Regions from separate parts of the Homo sapiens genome. Here all the other regions are linked to region 3. A link is a contact called in ENCODE Hi-C or POLR2A ChIA-PET data. All regions are on one chromosome and are shown on one strand. Each heading gives the region's core, a stretch centred on a gene start or an enhancer-like site at or near the end of the contact. The rest is flanking DNA. Distances are from core to core; before and after follow the strand shown.

Region 1 (3,451 bases), core at 651-3,150, 1.0 Mb before region 3:
CTACATTAAAAATATTTACTACAAGTACAACCAACTGGAATGAAGGCCCATGGTATATAGGATGTGCCAAAATGCCTACTGCATATTATCAGCCTTGCATGTATTCCTTGCTTTTATACACTAGTTTGCTTAAATTGCTTTTATCATCTAGTAATAATTTGGAGATTGTTCCACATCAGCACACGTAGAGCAACTTCATTCTTTTCAATGGTACTGTATTTTAACCACTTTCTACAGAAGGATCTTTAGGTTTTCCCCAGACGTTTGTTACTCGAAACAGTGCTCTAACAAATATCTTTACACAGCCTTAATTTATCTGTTGCATAAATGTCTAGACAAGGAAATGCTGGGGAAAACAGTATGCACATATAAAGTTATGACTGGTATTATTACATTTCCTTCCAAAGAGGTTTATCGTTTTTATCCCCACCAACAATGTAATGAGGGTCTACTTCCCAAACCCATGCTAACTCAATATATCTTTACCAGCCCAAAGGATGAAAAACAGTGTCTCACTGATTTAATTTGTATTTAATCTAAGATTAAATTTTAAGTTTTGTAAAACCAAGTTTATCTCTGTAATTGGAGAAAACATCATCCATTAACGTGAAAGGTAATAAGCTGATGAGACTAAATTCAAAGCAAAAGCTCGCTGAGAGGATCTGCCCAATGAGGAAGATGACAGTAGTGTCTGATTTTTTGCTCAGTGCCACCTCCTCCTTTTCCAACAGATAGCATTTGGGAGTGCTGAGTTATAAGAAAGTGTGGTGCGCTCGAGGCTTGCTTGAGGGTATGGAAATCTTGAGATAGGTCTGGAGAACCAGGGAGAGTTAAAAGAGAAAAAAAGTAAGAAAAAAAAAAGAACTTAAGGACTATCTGATCTGAGAGAGGCTTACAAAAATTAGCGTTTTGGTTCACTATTTCTCGCTATTTCTGCATTTCATTAACTGGCAGGGATCACTGGATACTCTGTCATGAATACATATGTTGGGTGTAGTTAGAGAACCTCAATGTCATTGAACCCGTCTTGTGGGTTTTTTGGAGAGAATGAGAGTATGCTGGGAGACATGCTCTGCTTGCAAATGATCAACCCCCGAGGCCAACCCCATTCATCATTTATTTTGAGGAACTGATGATCAAGACAGGAATATGTATGCCTGCCTACAAAATCCTCAAATCAGGCCACTGAATGTTCGACATGAGAACTTTGAATCACATAGAAGATACTCCAAAGGCAGAGAAAAATAGAAAGCCTTCCGACGCCCTGAAAAAATCTTGACCATCCCTGACTTCCCCCAATATGTAAGAAAACCTGTATTATTATTACACACACACTCCCACACACACCCCGCCCTCCCCCACACACACACCCTCTATCCTCACTCGATCTTATTCTATTCGCTCTATTTTTGAGCCTTGGATGTTAAAGTAAGGAACGAAGCTTAGTGGGGAAGCACTGAAGTGCATGGCGCAAATTTAGATTTAAGCCTCACGTTAGATTTCAGATTTGCACATCGAGTCCCGCCCCTATCCAATCCGGGGACGTCACCGCCCTAGTCTTCGGCTGTTTTAAAAGCAAGCGGTTTTTAAAACCCCCAATCCTGCTCTTTGTGTTGGCCTCCTCGGAGTTGCCCCTCTGCAAGCCAACAATTCGGGATAGAAAACACCTCCGTGGTGTTTTCCCGGGGCCCTCCCGCGCCGCGTTCGGCCGCCAGCCCGCTCGAGCTCCCGCGCCAACGCCTCAGGGGTTCGCCCTCCGCCCCCCGCCGCCGCGCCCGGCCCACGCGCAGGGCCCCTCTCCAGCGCCCCCTCCCCGGCACGCTGCGGCTGGCGCTCCCCAGCCCCGCCTGACGCTGCAGCTGGGCCGGAGACTCGCCATTGGATTAAAAATAGCGTCGCCAGTCCGCCCCAAGCCCGCGGTGCCCGCTCCCGCCCCGCAGCCCGCTCTCCCCGCCCGCCCCGGCTCGGCCGGCTGCCGTTGCCCGCGCAGCCCGCCCGTCAGCCCGCTCGCTGGCGCCGCCGCCGCCGGCAGACCCCGCGCTCCGGCTCCGGCTCGGCTCGCTCGGCTCCGGTGCGCGCCGAGGCCATGCAGCGCCGGGGCGCCCTGTTCGGCATGCCGGGCGGCAGCGGAGGCAGGAAGATGGCTGCAGGAGACATCGGCGAGCTGCTAGTGCCCCACATGCCCACGATCCGCGTGCCCAGGTCCGGCGACAGGGTCTACAAGAACGAGTGCGCCTTCTCCTACGACTCTCCCGTAAGTGAGGCGCCTCGGGGGAGGGTCGCGGGGCCGGCGGCCTGCGGCACGTGAAGCCGGGGGAGAAGATGCGCAGTGGCGGCCGGGACCTCTTCTCTTCCTCCGGGCGGCAGAGTTGGCTCAGGAACACTGCAGTTCGGCAGACACTTAGTGAGCGCCCCAGGGCTGCTGCAGCCGAGGACTGGCTCGTGCTGGTGGTTTTGCTCCGCCAGCCTCCCCAGGCTGGAAGGGCCCGATTCCCAGCAGCTTGCACACAGCCCCGCCGCCGTTTAAAGATAGATGAAATACAAGAGTTCCCTGTTCCGAACTGCACGTTGCAGATCGTTTGCGTCCTCCGCGGGGCAGAGCGCAGGGCGGGTAGGTGGACGGGATGATCCCCCCACACCCCGGGACACACACAGCCCTTCTTTTTCTGGGACCACTTGCTTTGCTCAGGGATCCCCACTTCTGGACAATTCTGATTTGCTCTCTGAGCTTTTCTTCCACCAGTTCCCATTTCACCCCACTCCTTTTCTTGTCTTTAGAATGTCAGGGCCAGGCGCGGTGGCTCACGTCTGAAATCCTAGCACTTTTTAAGAGGCGGAGGCGGGCGGATCGTTTGAGGTCAGGAGTTCGAGACCAGCCTGGCTAATATGGCGAAACCCCATCTCTACTAAAAAAGAACCCCAAAATTAGCCGGGCGCGGTGGCGGGAGCCTGTAGTCCCAGCTACTCGGGAGGCTGAGGCTTGAGAATCGCTTGAACCGGGAAGGAGGAGGCTGTAGTGGGCCGAGATCGCGCCACTGCCCTCCAGCCTGGGCGACAGAGCGAGACTCCGTCTCAAAAAAAAAAAAAAAAAAATGTCAGACGAAACCTTCCGGTGCCTCCACTCGGGCAGCAGAAATAGGGGATCTACTGGATTGCGATGGTTTTCTTAAGCCTTCCCCACCTTGCCCTTCTAAATGAGTCACTTGGACTGACATGCGCAAGTATAAATTATTAAAAGTTCAATCCCGAGTCGTGACCTCGGAGAATGAGGAGGAAGCTGAGAGGGATCGCCGCCTTCCACCCGGGGCGGTTGGTGGTGGTTTTCACCTGGTTCTATGTGAATGTGTGAGAAGCAGCAGGAGGGTGAATGTCCCTTTCAAAAGTCAAAATGGGCTTCAAAGTGACTCAGCTGTCTGGCGTTTATCATGTCTTTTTGAGGACCAGGTTATTT
Region 2 (3,968 bases), core at 1,385-3,884, 1.1 Mb before region 3:
GCATTAGTACAGAACGTATTTTCACACCCTAATGACAAAATACTTTGTCATTATAAATTAACTGGGGCGGTGGTTCACACCTGTATTCCCAACGCTTTGGGAGGCCAAGACGGCGGGCATCACCTGAGTTTGGGAGTTCAAGACCAGCCTAACCAAGATGGCGAAATCCTGTCTCTACTTAAAATACAAAATTAGCCGGGCGTGGTGGCACGTGCCTGTAATCCCAGCTACTCAGGAGGCTGAGGCAGGAGAATCACTGGAATCCGAGAGGCAGAGGCTGCGGTGAGCTGAGATTGTGCCACTGCACCCCAGTCTGGGCAACAAGAGCAAAACTCCATCTCTAAATAAATAAACAAACTTTAAATTATCATTAAAAAATAAAATCTAAAATAAGCCCTAAACCTTACTTTAGTTAATAATTTCAGCCTATTCCTTATCTAACCATCTTGCCAATCTGCCAAGGAACAATTAACTCTACTATTATATTGTCCCTTTAATTTTCTCTAGTAGACAGTCTCAAAGAAAACTGAAAAAGGAAACATCTAAATAATTCCTAAACTGGATATATAATCCTAGAACGATGGTTGGGCGGGGCGGGGGGGGGGGTTCCATAAATATATCTAATGTTGACAAATCCAAGTATCTCACCAGATTTTACTTTTTCTTGCCCCCAGTTTTTTGGGTCATCAAAAAATTCTTCTAGTCCTTTCCTTGACAATGTGGTATGAAGTAATCTATATTGGTGAAAGGATGTCACATTTGGTGTACTCTTAGGCAACAAACTAAGAAAAAACCTGCAATTGAACACACATAAACAAGTAAAAGTTTTATAATATCTGGATTTTATAAGCAATAAACATTATCATAATAAACATAATCATTTTGTCATCGATAACATTTTAAAAAGCTACTCAGGGTTTCTGCACAAGAATTAATTTTTTTTTCTTATTTAGAGACTGGGTCTCACTATGTTGTCCAGGCTGGTCTCGAACTCCTGGGCTCAAGTGATCCTCCCACCTTGGCCTCCCAAAGTGCTGGAATTACAGGGATGAGCCACCATGCTTGGCCACAATAAATTTTGAAAATGCTTTAGAAAGTATTGTTAATACTGCATTATAGAAGCTGCTACCTTATAATTTCAGAGGTAACATAGTTACACAATTATATTTTAAGGTAACATTTTTGGGTCCTTCTTACATTGCTAATGGGTGCAAGCGCAGGTAAAAAGAGCAGTCAATTTTGCAACATGTGGGCTGGGCACGGTGGCTCACACCTGTTATCCCAGAAATTTGGAAGGCCGAGGTGGGAGGATCACTTTGAGCCCAGGAGCTCAAGACCAGCCTGGGCAAGATGGCAAAACCTCATCTTTAACAAAAATACAAAAATTAGCCAGGCATAGTAGCACGTGCCTTATAGTCCCAACTACTCGGGAGGCTGAGGTGGGAGGACGCTTTGAGCCTGGGAGGCAGAGGTTTCAGTGAGCTGAGATCACACCATTGCACTCCAGCCTGGGCGACAGAGTCAGTCCCTGTCTCAAAAAACAAAAACAAAAAAACCTCACAATTTTGCAACATGTATCAGGAGCCTCAAATACTTCCTCCTTTAATTCAGTAATTCTGCATCTAGAAGTTTCAACTGAAAAAATTATTATAGATGGGAATTTATAAATTAAGATGTTTATTAAAGCACTATATAGGATGTCAAGTTTTTAATTATGTAAATACGCAGCTAAGAATGGTTTAAAAATTACTGTGCATCTGGATGATAAATTATTATGCAGTAATTCAAAAATCCTGTTTTTAAAAAATAGTTAACGACCTGAGATGATTTGAAACTAAATAATGAAGTTTATCACAAGTGTTGTATCCCTACCAAAAATATTTAGCCTAAATCTTATAATGAGGAAACAATCAGACAAATCCAAATGAATAAGATTCTTAAAAAGCTAATCTCATCAAAATGTCAACAACATTAAGAAAAAAAAAAAAAAGAAATTGTTCCGGATAGAGACTAAAGAGTCATGGCAACCAATGTAATAAATGGATACTTCACTGGATCCAGGACCAAGAAAAATAAATAAATAAAAGAAGTTACTAAGTTACCAGTTACTTTCATTGTAACACATCCTGTAAATACAAATATCTCTTCTTTTTTAATCCATCCAAACTTGACACAGACTTGAGTATCACAACAAAAACATCTTCGGTAAAGTTTTTCGCACCTCACCCAGCCCAAGAGGATGCTTCTGTACTTATAGATGTATTTACTTCAACAAATGCTGGACATCTACAAACCCCATATACTGTCTTGTCCACAGCAGGCAGCAACAAAATGAGGAAGGAATAGAAATGTCGGAGGTGAGCGACTTCTCCAAGGTCACTCACTCCTCACCAAAGTGGGCTCCGGCTCTGCCATCCAGGCGGCCGTTCCATTCTTGAGTTGTTCTCGGCATCTCGGCATCTCGGCAACCAAACAAGATCCAAAGTTGGAGAGGTGGGCAAACCTACTTTATACATCACTTACCCTGTGCAGGCAGGGACCTGAGGAGTTATTAACGATCGGGAAGATTTCAGGGCGGATGAAACTCTCCTACAAAGAAGGGCCAAACCGGCCGCAGCCATGTTTTCGCATAACTGGCAAAACGCGTTTCCGCCAACGATAGCGTCACTTCCGGCGTCTCAAGCCGGCGGTGAGGAGAATAGAAAACTTGCCCTCACTTAAGATGGCCACATCCTGCCTTTGTCCTCATTGGTAAATTGGCTCTCTCAGCTTCCGTGACCCGCCTCCCTTCTTCCTCCTGCCCGTAGTAGCCATGGCGGCCATGAGTTTGTTGCGGCGGGTTTCGGTTACTGCGGTGGCAGCTCTGTCTGGCCGGCCCCTTGGCACTCGCCTCGGATTTGGGGGCTTCCTCACTCGTGGCTTTCCGAAGGCTGCTGGTGGGTGCTGGCCTAGGGAGAACGGGCGTGAAGCGGGTGCGGGGCGAGAAAAGGGAGGACGCTTCCAGGGTGACCTTGGTGGGATCCGGAGGGAGCCGGGACAAGTTGTGGGCTTGGGGCTTGACAGGAGAGACGGAGCACGAGCTATATGAGGGGTTTTCCTGAAGTAGCCAGATAGATCGTGTTTACATTATTAGCATTTCTAAAACGTTGTTATTCACCATCCCAATTAATGCTAATTTGCGGATGAAGCTGAGTCTAGAAAGGTATAGAGCTGAGATCTGTATCTCTAGGGCACAAGCTTATTGTTGCGTTCCACCTGCCCAAAGGCTAGGTTCTAGTCCCACAGATGCAAAGTCATCTTGCCGAGAAGCCCACCTATGCTAAGGAATATGAAGACAGGTAATATGTAGACAGGTAAAGAGGCTCAGGGCCAACTTATTCTTTAGGCACAGTAAGTACCGTGCCGCCCAATAATGAGATGCAGATGAACTGGGGAGGAAGAGAGGTTTTTGTTTTGTTTTGTTTTGTTTGTTTGTTTTTTGAGACAGAGTCTCACTCTGTTGCCCAGGCTGGAGTGCAGTGGCGCGATCTTGGCTCACTGCAACCTCCGCCTCCTGGGTTCAAGCGATTCTCCTGCCTGAACCCATGATAGTTTTAGGGGTCTACGAAAGTCTTTTAATTTAAATTTCTTTTTTAAAAAAACCATAATGTTTATGAATATGATAACGAATCCAGCCTGTATTATGTTCGTTTTATACCAATGCAGTCATAAAATATTATTTTTAATAACTTAGACGAAGGGGCCCTTGAAGGCAAAAGTGCCTAGGTCTCAGGAAAGTCATAATACAGTCTTTTTTTTTTTTTCTTTTGAGACAGTCTCACTCTGTCACCCAGGCTGGAGTGCAGTGGCACCATCTTGGCTCACTGCAATCTCCACCCCCCGGGTTCAAGCGATTCTCCCGCCTCAGCCTCCCCAGTAGCTGAGGCTACAGGTGCACACCACCACGCCTGGCTAATTTTTGTATATTT
Region 3 (3,759 bases), core at 643-3,142:
TTTAGCAATCAGCACCTCTTGTGATCAAGTAATATTTACCTGAAATTCAACAACTGCTTTTTCTTCTCTCAAATACTAAAATAAATATTTTGTGTTAAATACCGCATATATATAATTCCATTATAATACTCATTTTTCTCTTCTTTCTGTATATCTGTATACCAAGATGTCTGAAATGTGTGTTTAATGCCATGGTAATCATTTCTACAGTACAGTGGACACTTTGGAGAGGAAATACCTTATGTTTTTATCTCATACCCTTCTATTCTGTTTGAATATCTTAAATTTACAGGAGTTGCTTTTTAAATGTCAGAGTTTAAAAAGCAATTTAATTTAATGCAATTGTGGTGCTCATTTTTCTTCTTTATATGGCTCTATACTTTTTTAAAAGAGCTAATATACTTAATATGTACATAAAAATCCTGTGTGACACATATTATGGCAAGAATACTAAAACCTAAAATTTGGATGGAACCTTAACCCATATTATGTCCCTAGAGCCCGCGAAGTAATTAGTTTGTTCATCTCCATCTCCGCTTTACAAAAAAAGAAGCAGGATTAGGGTTGGTAAGTAGGATCTGAACCCAGGGCTGGATACTTAGTATTAATTCCTCGGTACTCAGTGCTAGATCCCTTACATTTCCTAATATTGCCCTCCTTTGGGGAAAAATTGCAGTCTTCTAAATTACACATGAGTAAATAGGTCAGAACGTGTTAAAAAGCATTTCCATTGTTTTCAAAAGGTAGAGTAACAGGATTTTCATTTTCCTTTTTTAGAGCTGAGAAAACTTTCTGTTCCGTTTTACAAAGTTGTGTAAGCATCATCTGTTATTCTTGGACCTTCTTCTACACAACATATCACCACCAAAGTTTTTCAAAATTTGCTGACCCGGTTGCAATTTTTTATTTTTTTATTTTTTCGTAGAGACGCGGTGGGAGGGGTTTGTGGGGGGTCTCGCTTTGTTGTTCAAGCTTGTTTTACTCCTGGCTTTTAGGGTTCCTCCGCCTCAGCCTCCCAAAGTGCTGGGATTACAGGTGTGAGCCACTGCGCCCGGCCTGCAATTTTTTTTTTTTTAACAACTGCTATGAATTGTAGTTAGTGTAAGTTCGTCCTTGCAACGTAAAATTTCTTATGTTAATCTGTGACAACTCAATCTTCTCTTTGAAAAACTGTAAACCGCACATTTCATTCTTACCGGGCTGTTCCTCTTGAAAACATCTCAAGTCACTTTCAGCTTTAAACATTACAGACAAAAACTCACAAAGAAATATGAACCTTCTGGAGTTTAATTTATAAACGTGCGCAAATAACCGTTGCTATGCAAACCTCAGAAATTCTTTTCCAAGTAGCTCTTTAATTTTTGAGCAAGGAAAAAGCGGGCGCCGGAACCAGCCTTTCCTCTCTCGCCAGGAGGAACGAAATAAGTAAGAGGAGTGGGCATGAGGAAGGGAGTAATAATTCGAGCTTTATAACCCTAAATGTCAATTATGGTTTTAATAGCATTTTTAAATGCTTAACAATTACTGAAATAGGCAGAGAGGGTAAGGGAGGAGGGCGATGGTGCGGGGGAGTGTTAGAGGAAGCACAGGATTAGGAAAGGAGAGAAATAAAAGGGCTGGGGTAGTACTGCCAACCAGAAAACGCCCCCAACAGGCTCTCTCTGCTTCCTCCCGCCTGCTTCAATTGATCTCACCTGATCTTCCAGTAGCTTGTTCTCCTCGTTCGCCACCGGGATGGCGAACCCATCCTCCCAGTGCAGCTCAGCCAGGAATTCGCTACTCATGACTGCAAACGGATAGAGAAGATACAGAGCAAAGATCCGCCTTCTTGTACAGCGGGTGAGCAGCACCCGCGTCAAGCCCAGGCACCTGCACAGTGCCGCGGCAATTGCCGGGGGAGCCCTAGCAACCTTCCCGCGTCCTTAGTTACCAAACAGGAAACGCTCCAGCCCGAAGGCGAAACTTCCGGTTGAGAACTCCCTGCCTGCAGGCCGAAGAATCTTTTTCTTACCTTGAGCACTGAGGGATGAGCAGCAACTTGCCCCTCCCGACGTTCCCGGGGGTTGCCAGGCGGCAGCGTAACTTTCCACGAAAAGGCGGCTCTCGGATCGCTCCCGGAGCGTGTGAAAACTGTGGCCCCCGGAGCTGGCTGGAGGACCACGGGGCAGCTGGCTGGAAGTAAACCACACGATCCTCCGATTGCCTGGGGGAAGACGGGAGCCAACAGGGATTATAAACTAAGTTTCTTTTCAAGGTGTGTTTGCTGTGTTGTGTAGATTTCAGCTACTACAGTAGGTGAAAGTAGACCGAAGTGAACTGGTGTTTGGAAACAACTCTCTCTCTGGCATCACTGGGATGTTCTGATCGTCGCCTGTTTCAGTCGGCCAGCCTTCCTCACCGCACTCACCGGCCCCATCGCGGATGTCCCAGTCGATCACAGACGCGGACCGCGCGGAGGCCGCACACTTGTGGCGCGGTGTGGTGGTCCCTCCGGCACCACTCCCATACTTGCATTTTTCTTTGCATTTTTGTTTGCTAACATTTAAAGTGTGGAATTTCGCATAAACGTCTGTATTTCCTCTGCTTGAAAAAGGGTAGGTGACACAATCCCCATTATCAAAAGGCAATGTTCCGCTGGAGAGGCGCCCCCTTTAGACCAACAAAGCACTTTACCAGTTCACTAATTTGAATTACCTGCTTGGCACGGGTAGGCATTTGAGTTATAGTCTCTCTTGTATAGTATCTCAGAACTGGAAAGGACAAAACAATCAACTAATCTAATCCTTTCATTTTCTCGGTAAGTTAAACCGAGGCTCCTTGAGGCAAAGTGATTAAAGAAGGGATGCTGTGCATGAATTAATTTTACGTATCCAATAATCATCTGTAATTTTTTTTGCTCTTTCGAATTTTATTTTACCTAGACATTGTTAAACTTTTATTATAAATATTTTAAATGTATATGGGAATAGAAAGCAGAGTATAAATAACTGCTATATATGCATCACCTTGATTTAGCATTCATATTTTGCCATGTTAGCATCATCTGTATCTTTTGCTCAAGTGAAAAAATAATCATAGACATCATGACATTACAGCCCTAAATACATGAGCATGTATTGGTAGAAGAGTGGTTAATGTTATCTAACATAAGCACAATATCATTATCACACCTATAAAAATCAACTATTCTTCAATATCATCTAATAACCATTTCAGATTCATATTTCGACTGTCCTAAAAATGTCTTTTTACAGTCGATTTGTTTGTCACTATAGTTCTGAAATCCTCCTGTAGGAGCTTTGTCTCTTTGTGCCTACATTGTTTTCCATAAACTTAATCTTGTGGACTTAGTGCCTTTAAAGACTAGAATTAGCAAAGCATTTTATTCCCCCTTTCTACAATGATTAAAGGCTGGGGAGAAAGGCTCAACTTGTAGAAGAAATTTGACCTGCATGTAATAGTGGAATTTTAGATATAATGACATTTAATCCTTTATAAATGATCATTACTTATTTTATAATAGTTTAGTCATTCCAACTAATGAAAATGTTAGTATTCAGCTTATGTTAAGATGGTACATAGTTATTTATACTTGGGATATGTTGTGGCAATGCTGCTTTCTAAAATTATTGGTGTTGGGTCAAAGGTGGGGAGGAAAATGGCAGAACAAGACTTCCAGCAATCAGCCCTCACAGAAACATCAATTGGAACAAAACTATTCACCTACGAAAATACCTTCACAAGAGCTAAGGAAACCAA

What was found. Hi-C counts contacts between places; a loop is a spot of excess contacts on that map. ChIA-PET counts read pairs that join two places held with the same protein, here RNA polymerase II (POLR2A). Pooled maps may share reads with other maps.
Region 1: a map of naive thymus-derived CD4-positive, alpha-beta T cell shows a loop between it and region 3 (6-fold over the local background). The contact joins the promoter of USP13 here to the promoter of CCDC39 in region 3. A Hi-C loop is called at or near these places in 1 of 168 maps with a recorded cell type or tissue (naive thymus-derived CD4-positive, alpha-beta T cell), 3 of 37 single-sample maps with no recorded cell type and 12 of 50 pooled maps.
Region 2: a map with no recorded cell type shows a loop between it and region 3 (8-fold over the local background). The contact joins the promoter of MRPL47 here to the promoter of CCDC39 in region 3. A Hi-C loop is called at or near these places in 1 of 37 single-sample maps with no recorded cell type and 6 of 50 pooled maps. POLR2A ChIA-PET finds 5 or more read pairs at or near these places in 1 of 52 experiments (activated T-cell).

The regions. Positions count from the first base shown.
Region 1 is chr3:179,651,140-179,654,590 of GRCh38, forward strand. It overlaps USP13 (ubiquitin specific peptidase 13), which reads left to right and starts at 1,901. Exons shown (of 21, transcript NM_003940.3): 1 at 1,901-2,254. The coding sequence starts at 2,087. RefSeq lists silencers at 1,633-1,712, 1,723-2,062 and an enhancer at 1,731-2,374.
Region 2 is chr3:179,602,004-179,605,971 of GRCh38, forward strand. It overlaps MRPL47 (mitochondrial ribosomal protein L47), which reads right to left and starts at 2,635. Exons shown (of 7, transcript NM_020409.3): 1 at 2,524-2,635; 2 at 649-794. The coding sequence starts at 2,621. NDUFB5 (NADH:ubiquinone oxidoreductase subunit B5) reads left to right here and starts at 2,791. Exons shown (of 6, transcript NM_002492.4): 1 at 2,791-2,936. The coding sequence starts at 2,813. RefSeq lists enhancers at 1,925-2,791, 2,717-2,916, 2,792-3,658, 3,097-3,256, 3,287-3,376.
Region 3 is chr3:180,677,597-180,681,355 of GRCh38, forward strand. It overlaps CCDC39 (coiled-coil domain 39 molecular ruler complex subunit), which reads right to left and starts at 1,893. Exons shown (of 20, transcript NM_181426.2): 1 at 1,695-1,893. The coding sequence starts at 1,784. It overlaps CCDC39-AS1 (CCDC39 antisense RNA 1), which reads left to right and starts at 2,485. Exons shown (of 2, transcript NR_046725.1): 1 at 2,485-2,594. RefSeq lists enhancers at 2,165-2,264, 2,345-2,394.